Linked DNA regions of Homo sapiens: all the other regions are linked to region 1. A link is a contact called in ENCODE Hi-C or POLR2A ChIA-PET data. All regions are on one chromosome and are shown on one strand. The core of a region is the stretch at or near the end of the contact, and the rest is flanking DNA. Distances in the headings are between cores, read along the strand shown. Region 1 has its middle 90 kb from the start of SNHG20. Region 2 overlaps SEPTIN9 (septin 9). Region 3 holds the start of MXRA7 (matrix remodeling associated 7).

What was found. A loop is a pair of places that touch in the nucleus more often than their neighbours do. ChIA-PET counts read pairs that join two places held with the same protein, here RNA polymerase II (POLR2A). Pooled maps may share reads with other maps.
Region 2: a pooled map shows a loop between it and region 1 (4-fold over the local background). The contact joins two enhancer-like sites. A Hi-C loop is called at or near these places in 2 of 50 pooled maps. POLR2A ChIA-PET finds 5 or more read pairs at or near these places in 2 of 52 experiments (GM12878 and HEK293T).
Region 3: a pooled map shows a loop between it and region 1 (3-fold over the local background). The contact joins the promoter of MXRA7 here to the enhancer-like site in region 1. A Hi-C loop is called at or near these places in 1 of 168 maps with a recorded cell type or tissue (naive thymus-derived CD4-positive, alpha-beta T cell) and 8 of 50 pooled maps. POLR2A ChIA-PET finds 5 or more read pairs at or near these places in 7 of 52 experiments (CD4-positive, alpha-beta T cell, Caco-2, H1 and 4 more).

What each region holds. Positions count from the first base shown.
Region 1 is chr17:76,996,335-77,000,766 of GRCh38, forward strand. No RefSeq gene overlaps it. Among named protein-coding and RNA genes, the nearest start is that of SNHG20, 90 kb to the right of the region's middle. RefSeq lists enhancers at 1,577-2,117, 2,073-2,152. Within about 2 kb of position 1,862, at least 5 of the 41 ENCODE cell types and tissues checked have a DNase peak (open chromatin) inside an H3K27ac peak, as active enhancers do; they include CD4-positive, alpha-beta T cell and GM12878, where a contact is called at or near this core.
Region 2 is chr17:77,323,274-77,327,705 of GRCh38, forward strand. All of the region lies in intron 2 of SEPTIN9 (septin 9), which reads left to right. Among named protein-coding and RNA genes, the nearest start is that of SEPTIN9-DT, 44 kb to the left of the region's middle. RefSeq lists a silencer at 311-484 and enhancers at 1,771-2,040, 2,151-2,460, 2,652-3,570. Within about 2 kb of position 2,423, at least 34 of the 41 ENCODE cell types and tissues checked have a DNase peak (open chromatin) inside an H3K27ac peak, as active enhancers do; they include GM12878, where a contact is called at or near this core.
Region 3 is chr17:76,708,765-76,713,196 of GRCh38, forward strand. MXRA7 (matrix remodeling associated 7) reads right to left here and starts at 2,201. Exons shown (of 4, transcript NM_198530.4): 1 at 1,841-2,201. The coding sequence starts at 2,182. It also overlaps a transcript of JMJD6 not described here. RefSeq lists a silencer at 2,223-2,432.

The DNA of each region.
Region 1 (4,432 bases), core at 612-3,111:
GCTGAGATCCTGCCACTGCACTCCAGCCTGGGCAACAGAGCGAGACTCCATATCAAAAAAAAAAAAAAAAGAAAGAAAAAGAAAGAAAGAAAGAAAAGAAAAAGGCAGCATGCATGCTGATGCACGTCTGCCTTTCTCTTGTTAATCTGTCTTTTTGTTCCAGGAGGCTGTTCCAGCTGAGAACTTATGAGTATTGTAGGAACAAATGAGTTTTCCACCCCTACAAGCCCATGATATTTAATCATATCTCTCAAGGGAACTAGGGGTTGAATCTTCTCCCTTCCCCAGCTCAGCCTGCTCCAGTCCAGAGGCTGCAATGGGAAGGGGATGGGGCGGATGATCTGCCCCAGCCCTGGCAGAGAGAGGGGGTTGGGGGGAAGGAGGTGGGAACCTGCTAGGGTGGTCCTCACTCGCCTGGACAGCTTCCCCTCTTGGCTTCCAAGGGCTCCTGGAAGGTTCCCTGCTGGGCTCTGGGTCCCTGTGACCCTGGGGGATGCTCCTCAAATCCTGAGTAGTCCCATGTGACGTCCAGCAGAAGCCCCCCCGAGCATCCTTCTGGGCACTGCCCCATCCCCTTCCAGACGGCCCCACTGGTAGGGTCCTTGGGTAGCCCCTTGTGATTCTCTCTCTGGTCTGCAAGGAACACTCCCATCTCCTTGCCCTGACACACAAACCTGGGCCTGTAGGGCTCCCGCTCCACCACCCGAATGGCCACAGCCATTTCCTCACCATGGAGATGTTTCTGGGGGAGGCAGACCCCTGGCCCCCTCACTCACGCATTTCCAGGCTGGGCCAGGTGTCCATGCTTTGCATTTCTCTGCTGCAGGAGACACATTTCAAGGCTCTCTGCAGGGGGTCCCATGAGTTCTCCTGATGCAGAGACAGAGCGGGGACCCGCCTAGGGGCCTGCCCGCACCCACCCCCCAACCACAGCATGGAAATAAAGGAAAAGTCTTGAGTTCCTTCAGGAGAAATTCCAGGCACTAGCTAGCCTTGGAGAATAAATGAGCAGCCGGATAAGCAGGAAGATAGCAACAAACAAGATGAGAGCAACAGGAGCCTCCCAAGCAAGCCAGAGGAACAAGGTGTTTTGGTTCCTACAGAAACTAAAGATAACATCTTCACATATGTTCTCGAGTTGTTTTTCAGAAACCCCCACTGCCAGCCTCTATCCTATAGACCTCAGATGTGGGGAACCGAGGGCGGCACTCTGACTGCCGTTCTTTGTTCAGAATTTCATCCTGAGAGGCCTGGAGAATCATGCCCATGGCCACACTGAGGTACAGCCTCCATGTATGGGTTTACAACTTTACCTGCAATGCACCCCTCGCTTTCCTGAAATGCATCCCTGCCTTTAAAAACCCTTGCCTGTGCTCACGCCTGTAATCCTGGCACTTTGGGAGGCTAAGGTGGGCAGATCACTTGAGGTCAGGGGTTCAAGACCCACCTGGCCAACATGGTGAAACCCCGTCTCTACTAAAAAATACAAAATTAGCCAGGCGTGGTGGCAGGTGCCTGTAACCCCAGCTACTCGGGAGGCTGAGGCAGGAGAATCGCTCGAACCCAGGAGGCGGAGGTTGCAGTGAGCCGAGATCATTCCACTGCACTCCAGCCTGGGCGACAAGAGCAAAACTCGGTCTCAAAACAAACAAACAAACAAACAAAACCCCTGCTTGTGAGCCGTCGGGAGTTTGGGTCTTCAGCCTTAGCTGCCTGTTCCCCTCGCTTGGCGCCCCGCTGTAAGTGCCCTTTTTGAGACAGCTGGGGAAAGCAGAACAGGGACGGGGGAAGGGTCCCTGTTTTCCTTACACACCATGCTGACTGCAGCCATACTCAGCCATGCAGCCCTGTAACCACAAACGCTTCCTTTCACAAAAATAGGCCAAGTAAATCTAAAACACACAGAGTGCTTAAACCACAAATGTCGTGGCTGTTAACAGTAGGGACTCTCCACAATCCCCAAATGCACATCCCCAGCAAGGTCCTAGCCCGCCCTAACTGTACCTTTGCTTCATTTTAATGGTAAACATCATACCCCGGATGGAAAGTTGAGATGCTAATGAGACATGCGTCGCGTGAAGAAGCGTGACAGAGACTGTGCAGTCATGATGGACAGACCACCCTAAACATGCAATGATGTCATCTGGAGGAGGCCGGAAGGAAAATAAATCAACAGTCCGACCAGCTTTGGGGAGCCAGCTGCAGGTCTCTTCCTGTACTGTCCCCCTTGCTGCTCCAGCTGAAAGCCCTGATAAACTGCCTTGCTCAAGCCCATCTTAGACTCTCGGTCAACTTCTATTTTCTGAGGGTCCACTGGCTGGGAACGCTGTGCTCTTGGAAACTCTCCCTTCTAGGGTTCTGGGAGAGGGTGAGGGGGCTCAAGAGACCGGGGCGGTTCTCCTTCATCCTGCTGTAAATCCTGCACCTGACAGGGCAGGGTCCCTGGTATCTATAGCATCATCTCTCCAGCCAAAACTCAGCCCTGCTCTAACAGCCTGAGACAGTGCCCTTTCTAAATACAGTGCTGTGATATGATGGCAACTCACATGTATCAAGCATTCACTGCAACAAACACTTTGAGGGATTAGCTCGCAGAACCCTCACAGCCCTAGGAGCTAGACACTGCGTGCAGGAGAGGTAACTGACCCAAAGAATGCCTGGCCTCTGACCTGGTTACCGCGGAGGAGGGTGATCTCTAGGCCACACCATGTCCCTCCTGACAGGAGTGTCTTTGTTGCCCAAGGGCTTTGGCCCCTGGAGGGTCCAGCAATGCGGTTTATGATGGGGGCCTCAGGACATCCCGTATCAGTGCCGACCTCCAGAGGGACTGAAGAGGATAGGTGAGTCACATGGTTAGCGTGTGATGGAGCCCCAGGAAAAGCTCTGGACCCCAAAGCCTCAGGTGAGCTTCCCTGGCAGGAAGCACTCTTGAATGTTGTCAGGCATTAGGGCCAGGAGGTGGGAAGACCGCCCAGGGTTCCCTGGGGAGAAGATGGCCAGAGGCTCCGCGTTTAGATCCCATCAGACTTTGGCCTGTGCATCTTGTCCCATGGCTGGTCCTAATTTGTAACTTATTTATTTATTTATTTATTTATTTATATATTCTGAGACAGAGTCTTGCTCTATCACCTGGGCTGGAGTGCAGTAGTTTGATCTCGGCTCATTGCAACCTCCACCTCCTGGGTTCAAGCAATTCTCCTGCCTCAGCCTCCTCAATAGCTGGGATTATAGGCGTGCGCCACCGTGCCTGGCTAATTTTTGTATTTTTAGGAGAGGTGGGGTTTCACCATGTTGGCCAGACTGGTCTTGAACTCCTGACCTTGTGATCCGGCTGCCTCAGCCTCCCAAAGTGCTGGGATTACAGGTGTGAGCTATTGCGCCAGGCCATTAATTTGTAACCTTTTGCGGTAACTATAATTGTTAAGTATAGCACTCTCCTGAGTTCTGTAGGTCATTCTAGAAAATTATCAAATGAGACGGTGGTTGTGCGGGCCCCCAAATTCATAGCAAGCTGGTCTAAAGTGAGGGTGGTCCTGGGACCCTCATTGTTGTGGCTGGGGTCTGAAGTGGGGGCTGCCTTGTGGAACCTGTACCCTCTGACCATAGAGTTTCCAGAATTCACCACAGATGCTGTCATGATCTCTGCTTCACAGATGGGGAGGTAGATGGACACTGAGGTTTCGTGACCTGCCCAAGGCCAGGCAGTTATATAATCTGTTATATAATCTGCAAATTTAAAAATACTTAATCTAGGCCAGGTGCAGTGGCTCACACCTACAATCCTAGCACTTTGGGAGGCCGAGGTGGGAGGATCACTTGAGGTCAGGAGTTCGAAACCAGCCTGGCCAACATGGTGAAACCCCGTCTCTAGTAAAAATACAAAAAAAATTAGCTGGGTATGGTGGAGGGCACCTGTAATCCCAGCTACTTGGGAGGCTGAGGCAGGAGAATTGCTTGAACCTGGGAGGCAAAGATTGCAGTGAGCCAAGATTGGGCCACTGCACTCCCAACCTGGGTGACAGAGTGAGATCTGTCTCAAAATAATAATAATAATAAGTAAGTAAATAAATAAATAAATAAATAATAAAGTTAAAAAGCACTTAATCCAGCTGGGCGAGGTGGCTCACACCTGTAATCCCAGCACTTTGGGAAGCCGAGGTGGGCGGATCACAAGGTCAGGAGATCGAGACCATCCTGGCTAACACGGTGAAACCCCGTGTCTACTAAAAATACAAAAAGTTAGCTGGGTGCGATGGCGGGCGTTGTGGCAGGCACCTGTAGTCGCAGCTACTCGGGAGGCTGAGGCAGGAGAATGGCGTGAACCCGGGAGGCAGAGCTTGCAGTGAGCTGAGATCTCACCACTGCACTCCAGCCTGGGAGACAGAGTGAGACTCCGTCTCAAAAAAAAAAAAAAAAAAAAGCACTGAATCCT
Region 2 (4,432 bases), core at 1,173-3,672, 330 kb after region 1:
CATGGAAGGCCACTCCTTCCAGCCAAGGGTCGGAGCTTTTTTTTTGTTCTGGAACGGCTTTGTGGCTTTTACAAATTAAGCAGTTTTATCTTGTTCCAAGAGCTTGTATTTCAGCAGGGAGAGAGTCTCCAAGAAGGGAACTTTCCACTGGGGAGCTCTGTTGGGCTGGGAGGCTAGGAACAGGCCACGAGGGAGGGCTGCAGGCAGGGGAAGTGGCCGTCTGTGCATGGTCATGAATGCAGGCCCGGGGTCCTGGAGGGGGCTTGGCCACGCTGTCGCTGGACGTCTGTCCCCACCAGGGTCCATCTGATGCAGTACGGCACAGGGTAAAGCCCAGCTCCTCTTACGGGGTTCCTGGGTCATCAGTGGGCGGGGAACCGAGGCCTCCTGGAGGGCGGTGCCTCAGCCCTCACCCCTCCCTCCTGTCCCTCGCTGTGCTGTCCCCGATGGCCTCTGCCATCCCCTGGGAGTTCTTACCCCTGGACGCTCGGTGCCTGTCCGGTCTCAACCTCTCCAGCTCTGCTTTTCCATCTCCGAGGTGAGAGGCCTGGCCTGACGCGCTCTGCACCCGCTTCCTGCCCAGCCCCGTGGGAACTCTGGTCCCTGTAGTGGTTTCCTGGGGCTGCCATCACCAAGTGCCACAAACTGGGTGGCTCAAAACACCAGACATTTCTTCTCTCGCCGTTCTGGAGGCCAGAAGTCCGAAATCACGGCATCAGCAGGCCTGGTTCTTTCCGGAGGCTCCGAGGGGGAGCCTGCTTCTCGCCTCTGGCAGCTTCTGGCGGCTCCCGAAACCCTTGGCGTTCCTTGGCTCGTGGCCACACCACTCGACCTCTGCCTCCGTTGTCACGGGGCCTCCTTCTGTGCCCTAAATCTCCCCCTGTCTGTCTCTCATACGGACAGTCTTTCTCGGATTTAGGGCCCACTGGGTAACCCAAAATGGTCCCATCTCAAGATCCTTAACTTCATAACGTCTGCAAAGACCCTTTTTCCAAATAGGCCATGTTCATAGGCTCTGGGGTGGATGTAAATTTTAGGGGCCACCTTTCATCCCCCTGTTGTCCCCGTGTGTCTGGATGCACAGCATGGTTCCATGTCCCAGACTCCTTGCTGGACCCCTCTGGCCCTTTGGGGTGGCCTTTGGCCTTTTCCACTCGTTTCTGTGCTCCTGGTGAGGTGTCGGGGTCGGGCTTAGCCCCTGCAGGAATTCTGGGGACAGCATGGAGCCGGCAACTCCCCACCAGGCGTCTTCCTACCTGCCCAGAGCTCATGGTTGTGAGGGGTCTCTCCTTGTGGTTTTGATTTGCAATTCCCCAGTGGTTAGTGATGTTGAGCATCTTTTCGTGTTTATTGCTCATTTGCACATATTCTTGCAGAAATGTCTGTCCAAGTCCTTTACCTGTGTTTGATTTGGATGATTGTTGTTGCTGAGTGTTAGGAGATCTGTAGATTAATATCCAGATACTAATCCCATATCTGACCTATGATTTGCTGCCATTCCATGGATTGCCTTCTCCCCACGTTGTTAGTGCCCTTTGATATGCAATTTTTTTTTTTTTTTTTGAGATGGAGTCTGACTCTGTTGCCCAGGCTGGAGTGCAGTGGCATGATCTTGGCTCACTGCAACCTCCGCCTCCCTGGTTCCAGCGATTTTCCTGCCTCAGCCTCCTGAGTAGTTGGGATTACAGGCACCCGCCACCACACCCAGCTAATTTTTGTATTTTTAGTAGAGACGGGGTTTCACTGTGTTGACTAAGTTGGTCTCGAACTCCTGACCTCAAGTAATCCACCCGTCTCGGCCTCCCAAAGTGCCGGAGTTACAGGCGTGAGTCACCGCACCCAGGCTGATATGCAAATATTTTAAACTTCTATGACGTTCCACTTTATCTATTTGTTCTTCTGTTGCCTGTGCTTTTGGCGCCATATCCAAGAAATCATTGCCAAATGCAACGTCAGGAAGCTTTTCCCCTGTGTTTTCTTCTAAGAGTTTTGTGGTTTTAGCTCTTGAGTTTAGGTCTTTGATGCAAGTTGAGTTGATTTTTGCATGTGGTGTAAGGGCTGGTCCAGCCTCATGCTCTGGGCTCTTGATTCACTTCTCTTCTTTTCTCACGCCCAGCTGGTTCCGCTGGGTGGCGGGGAGGAGTGGGGAAGTCCCGGGCTGGGCCTGCACTCGATCATCCCCTCTCAGGCCAGCCAGGGAGTCTCAGCTCCTGCCCAGGACCTGGCTGGACGTGCTCCCTACCGGGAAAGCCTGGGCCGTCTTTCTAGGCTGATGGCAGGGCCAGCCCGGGGCGTCCTGAGGCCTGCCCTGCGGACATGCCCCTTGTTCTAGGTGGTGTGGCTGCCCGGCCTGCGTGTGAGACCAGCTGTCTGTGCTTCAGGCCATGGAGGCTGAGTGTTTCCAGCCTGTCCCCTTGCTCGGCTCTCCCTCTGGGGAAGCCCCTGCAGCCCATTCTCTGCCTCCGCTTCTGCCATCTGTGCCTTTGTCTGCTTCCTGTTTGGAGGTGGTCATCCCTGGGGCCACCCCTCATGATCTGGACACAAGTCTCCATCCTGAAGCCACCACCCAAACCCCTGTGCCTCAAACCCCTCCCACCCACCACATGGGTTTCCACTGTGACCAACTCAGCAGCTGATGAAGCTTCCCTTGGGGCTCTCCTAGCAACGGGGAGCTGGCTTTCCCGGAGGCCTGGCCTCTCCCTAAGTGGAAGTGGGGCGTGAGGGTGTCAGCCTTTTTCTGCTGCCTGGTGCTCTAGGTTGGCTTGTCACCCCTGGAAGCACTTGCCATCCTTATACAGCACCCCACACCCACCTCCCCGCCTCCTACCCCTTCTTCCAAGGGGTCATCTCTGCTTCCCTCCCCACCCAACCTCACCCATGTGGTCCGCCCAGCAACCTTTGACCCCCAACATGACAAAATAAACCTCCCTTGCCGGTCACTCATTCATTCATTCAGCATTGGGTGCTCCCTGTGGACTTGGCGCTGGGGTCCCGTGGAGGACAAAGCCAGACACAGTCCTTGCCCTCATGGGACTGCACAAGTGCAAGACCACATCAGTAAACGTGAAACACAGGAAGTGACAGGTGTGACAAAGGGGACCAGTGGCAGGACAGAACCTGCGGTTCGTAGGACCAGGTCAGGAGGGCTGCCTCGGGGGGACACCTTCGGGCTGAGCGCAGAAGGATGAGGGGAGTAAACCAGGCTCAAACCCAGCAGGCAGAGGCGATCGCTGCAGGCAACCGGCAATGTGTTCAAAGGCCCTGGGGCGCGGGGGGCTGAGGCCGGCAGCACGGCAGGAAGTAAGACTGGGGTTGAAAGAGACTGACTGTCATGTTGTGAAATATACACTTGGTTTTCATCTCCATTTCCTGGCACACAACTCCTAAAATCCTTGGAATCTCCAAAGTGATGTCTTTTTGGATGCTCATGATTGACAGACCAGCTGGCAGCTTCAGGATGGTTCCCAGGGAAGACCAGGTAGAATCACAAGGTTCAGCACCACCCCGCAACCTCCAGGTAGGGGAGAGGGGCTGAAGGTTAAGCAGATCATCAGCGGCCAATGATTGAATCAATCATGCCTTCGTAATGAGGCCTCCGTGAACACTCAGAAGGATGGGGTTCCGGGAGCTTCTGGATGGATGAGCATGTGGAGGCTCCTGGAGGGTGGAGCGCCTGGGGAGCACATGGAAGCTCTGCGTCCCTCCCCCATACCTTGCCCTACACATCTCTTCCCCTGTATCCTTTGTAATATCCTTTATAATAAACTAGTAAATTCCATGAGCCCCAGGAACATGTGTAAAAGAAAAAAAAAAGAATAAACCATAGCTGCTGTAGCAAGTTAATCCTACCAGCACTGGCTCTCATCTGCCGACCTTACCTCTGGCAATGCCTCCCTCTCCTGGGCTCCTGGGACCCCTCCGGCCCCACCACCCCTCCTGTAGTGGTCTCGCTGGCTGCTGCCCTCAGGTTAGTTTATTTTTACCCGGCCTGCTCCCACCAGGGGCTGAGGCCTCCTTGCTCACTCCAGCTTCCTGGCCCGTCTCTTGCTCTGGGCACCCCCCCACTCCGAACGGCCAGAGCTTCTGAAGCCGCTCGCTGTGTGCCCCCGCCTGGCCCCATGCATCCCGCACGGTGCTCCCCAGGGTCTCCCACTGGCAAGGGCATTGGCATAGATTCTGGGGCTGCCTTGGTTCAAGCCCACCCTGACTTGGAGCCTGAGGGTCCCTGAGGGGGTCCTGAAGGCCAGGGCAGGCAAGGCTGGCATGCTCTGGGCAGTGGGGGCTGGGTATGGGAGGGGATCGTGGGTGGGGAGATTCCTCTTAACCAGCGGCCCACGTTTGGAGACTGATTTGGGCTCCAGGCTACGCCTTGAAATTGGGACAGAGAGTGGCGCAGATCTCAGCCCGGAGACTCCCTCTGCCTGTGGACGCC
Region 3 (4,432 bases), core at 951-3,450, 290 kb before region 1:
GAAGGCCTGGGGACTTGAACCCAAAGGGGAAGGGCACTGACTTCAATTGAATTCTCCTGTGGGGTGGGTTCTCTCTGGAGGGTGCCTTAGCGGGAGGACAGACACAAGCCTCAAGTCATCCTCACTGGCACCTATGTCATGGGGGCTGCCTGGCACGCGAACCCCCATACTGCCTTGTCCTTCAGAGCACCCATTCAGCTTCAGAGGACGTGCATTCACCCAGACAGTGGCAAATTATGCGAGTGGCCCTATTTAAACACCACTGAACCTATTCCTGTAGGTACCATGTGCTGAGAGCCGAAAGCCTTGTAGAAAGTTCTTTAAGCGCTGTGCCCCACAGGATTGAGCTAAGACAGGGCGCCGCTAAAGGACATTTTGCACTTCAGTCCAGAGCCTGGTGTGGGTGATAAAGGGCCAGCCCTGTAAGGCCAGGACTGACTGAGTGTGCATGACGGCTCCAGAACTGTCTAAAGGCCTCTCCTGCTCCCGCGAGACCTCGATGGAGGCAGGAATCCCAAATATGGGAGCAAACACAACAGATCAGCACATGTCCAAACCGCGCCCCCTCCACCATCACCGCGTGAGGTCTGGAAGCCCACCCCAAGCAAGAACGGCAGGGCCTGCCCCTGCTCCACCCCATTAAATGTGGCTGGTTAGAATCCTCTCTAATGACACAATTAGTCACCCACTTGTCAAGCAAAGCGCCTGCTCAGAGGGGGTCTGGCGCACTTACTCAGCAAAGAGAAATGCCTCTGAGCACAGCCTGGCTGCCTCCTCCTCCCCCGAAGGGCTTCTCTCCAGGGTAAACCATTGTGTCCAGCACAGGACAGAGTGGGCACGCAGACACGCAGGCACGCTGACAATGCGCATCCCGGCTCTCCTCCCTTCCAAGAAAAGGAGCTCAGGGGTAAGAACAAGGGATTACAATCCGACTCGGAGACCCTGGCGGTGGCCTGGACCGGCCAAGCGTGGTGAACTCCAGGGAACATGGGCACACAGTGTAGGGGCTGGGATGAGTGGATGAGGGAAATCCGACTCCTCTCAGATATCCACAGGCAGGACAAGGTGGCCAAGGCCGAGCTGATGGACAGCATGGCGGGAGGCCTGGGGCAGAGGCAGGGAGGGCCGCTTTGGGGTGCTCACTGGTGCTCCAGGAGGGCTTTATCCTGCATCTTCACTCCATCCAGGCCCAGCTTACCTACAACCCGGGGGAGTGGGGGTAGGAGGGTGTTAGATGTGTAGCTTGAAAACGACAATAAAAAGGACTGCTGGGATCGGGTGCCTTTTCTTTCAGTCCCAGCCCACGGGCTTCACAAAACGCCACAGCACTGACTCTGAAATCTGGACTTCAAATTGGCTGAAAAAGAAAAGCCAGCTTTCCTCCCTCGCCCCCCGAAAGTCCTACTTTTTAAACATCAAGATAACTCTCATGGCAGGCCTGGAAATAAGCCACAGGCACGTGGATTTGGGAACCGGTGGGCGGGAGGGGTCAGAAGTGGGTGAGGAGCAAAATTCCAAGCCCTGGTCCCGAGGCCTGGGAGCCAGCAGCTGCGGAGCACGCCCTGGGCTGGGAGAGGCCGAGGGGAGGGGAGAGCAAAACACCTCCAAACAAACTCCTTCGGGCTCGCCCCTCGCCACACTTTCTGGGGGAGGGCGGCGAGTTTGCGGGGCTGCGGCTTAGCATGGCGGGACCTGCATTTCCTGCGGGCCGCGGGTTCTGCGCTTCCTGGGGGCAGCCTGGGCTGGAGGCCGCGGCCCCGCTCCCTGGCTCGGCGGGGAACGGCAGCGGCAGCCGGAGCCCCGGGGGTGGGGAGGGGGCCGCGAGGGCCCCGGTGCGTACCTGCCTCGCCTCCACCGCCTGCTCCTCCGCCTCCGCTGGCGCCGCCGCGGGATCCCCTGGCCCTTCGGGCTCCCCCGGTCCCGCAGGCTCCCCGAGCTCCCCCAGCCCCGCGGGCTCTCCAGGCTCCTCCGGCCCCGCGGGCGAGGCCGCCGGCTCGGGGGCGCAGGGGCGGGACGGCGCCGGGGCCCCGGTGGCCTCGGCCGGGGGCGCGGGTTCCGGGGGCGCGCGGGCAGGCTCCGGGCTCGCGGCCGCCCCACGCCGCACCAGTAGCCAGGCGAGCAGAAGGGCCAGCGCGGTGGCCAGCGCAGGCAGCGCGGCCAGTAGCTCGGCCGGCGCCTCCATCGCGCCGCGGCCGCCGAGTGCGGGCCAGCTGGGACCCCGAGGGAGCCCGCCGCGCCCCGTCGCCGCGCCCGGTCGCCGCGCCCCGCCTCGGGGCGGAGCCCCCATCGCCGCGCCCCGCCCCCGCCCCCTCCGGCCCCGGGAGGGTGACGCACAGGCTGCGGGCGGGGGTGTTGAGGGGGCAGAGCCCTGACCACCTGGGAGGCACAGGAGGGCCAACCCCTGCCCGGCCTGGGCAGCCTTGACGCTTTGGGGCACAATTTAGCTCAGGTTCAATTTGAAATACTGTATGAGGTGCCCTTAGGTTGTCATCTTTGGCCTTAGTACGGCGGTTCGTCTTAGAGCATTTTGGAAATGTGGGAATGCAGAGAGACAAGCAAACCCGGGAAGCTTCATGGAAACGGCAGCCTGGATTGGCTTGTAAAGCAATCATAATGCCGGATTACGTTCAGCCACTGCCGTTTTTATAGGCATGTCAGGAGTTGCTTTTAATCCTCAGGGTTGCCTTAATGCACTTTCACAGAGGACATCTCCAGATCCCGGCCAGTGAATGCTCCCTTCGGAGCTGAGGCCAGCAGCCTTCAACACAGGCCTCCCTGTTAACAGTAACATGGCTCCCCCGCCCCTAGACCTGAAATTCAGCTGCAGGTCCTTGGTCAACGCTATTCCTCTTACCAGACTTTCTTCTTTGCACAATTCCAGAATGCATGCAGGGTGGGAGGGTACAATGAAGGAAATGAAGGCTATTGTTTTTGTTTCTCCAGATCCTCCCAGGCCTCTGTTGCTGAACAGTGGATTTTGAGATAAACACGTTGTAACCAAAAACATACTTTCCTACCACTCCCCACCCACTCTTTAGTTATTTTAAATAAACACAGGACGGGCATGTCAGGTATCACGCCAAACATAAGGCCTAATGTTAAAAAAAACACGGTTCCAGTTTTTGCTGAGGATGCCTTTAATACTTTTTTGGGAATATTACAGTGCCTGAGCTGATCTGTGATATAAACCAGATATTAGATGGAGTGCTTCTTTTTAAATGAAGATACACAAACGAGACCCCTCAGCAACAGGGAGAGCTGAATTCTGCTGCACTGCACGATATTAAGCGGGCCATGCACTTCCTTTTAGTGGTGGTTGATGAAAAGAGCCTATAAACTATAAAATGTGAAATAGGCTTTATCTACGGGCGACTAGCTTTTAACCACTGTGGAAGTTTCAGCCAGTGTATGGGCCTATTTTTTTTCTTTTGAGATGGAGTCTTATTCTGTTGCCCAGGCTGGAGTGCAGTGGCGCAATCGCGGCTCACTGCAACCTCCACCTCCCGGGTTCAAGCGAAACTCCCACCTCAGCCTCCTGAGTAGCTGGGATTACAGGCGCCCACCACCATGCCCGGCTAATTTTTTTCTGTTTTTAGTAGACAGGGTTTCACCGTGTTGGCCAGACTGGTCTTGAACTCCTGACCTCAGGCAATCTGCCTGCCTCAGCCTCCCAAAGTGTTGGGATTACAGGCGTGAGCCTCCGCGCCCAGCCAATTTTTTTTTTTTTTTTTTAAAGAGACAGGGTCTTTCTTTCTTTTTTTTTTTTTAAAGAGACAGGGTCTCACTATGTTGCCCAGGCTGGAGTGCAGTGGCTATTCACAGGCATGATCATAGCTTTCTGCAGCCTCGACATCCTGGGCTCAAGTGATCCTCCTGCCTTAGCCTCTTGGGCAGCTGGGATTACAGGTGTGCATCAATGCTCCTGGCCCAGGGCCTTAATTTTGTGCTCCATCCCATTGTTTTAAAGTGTAAATACATTTTTTTAAAGTCCTGTTCTGCTGACAAAGTACATTGTTGACTTTCAAATGAGTAAGAAAGAAAATAAGGACAAAACAATGCCAAAAACACAACTCCAAATCATGTTGCTTTATTTAAAATGATGAACAAGTTTCACCCAAGTGAAAGTTTAAAATACCAACCCAATAGCAGATCCACAGGCTTTCATGGCAGACCCCATGGCTAGACGGACGCAGAACTAGGAGACTGCTCAGTGTTCTGACAACTCCAGGAGGCACGAGTGTGCAGAAGACAGTCCCAGTTCTTCTGTAGCATCCAGTCACTTTGGAGACAGCTGGCCAGGGCTAGCTCTCCTCCCAGGAGGTTCACTGGGGCTTAGATGACATTTCTTTTTTTTTAAAGACAGAGTCTCGGTCTGTCACCCAGGCTGGAGTGGCTTGATCTCAGCTCACTGCAACCTCTGCCTCCTGGGTTC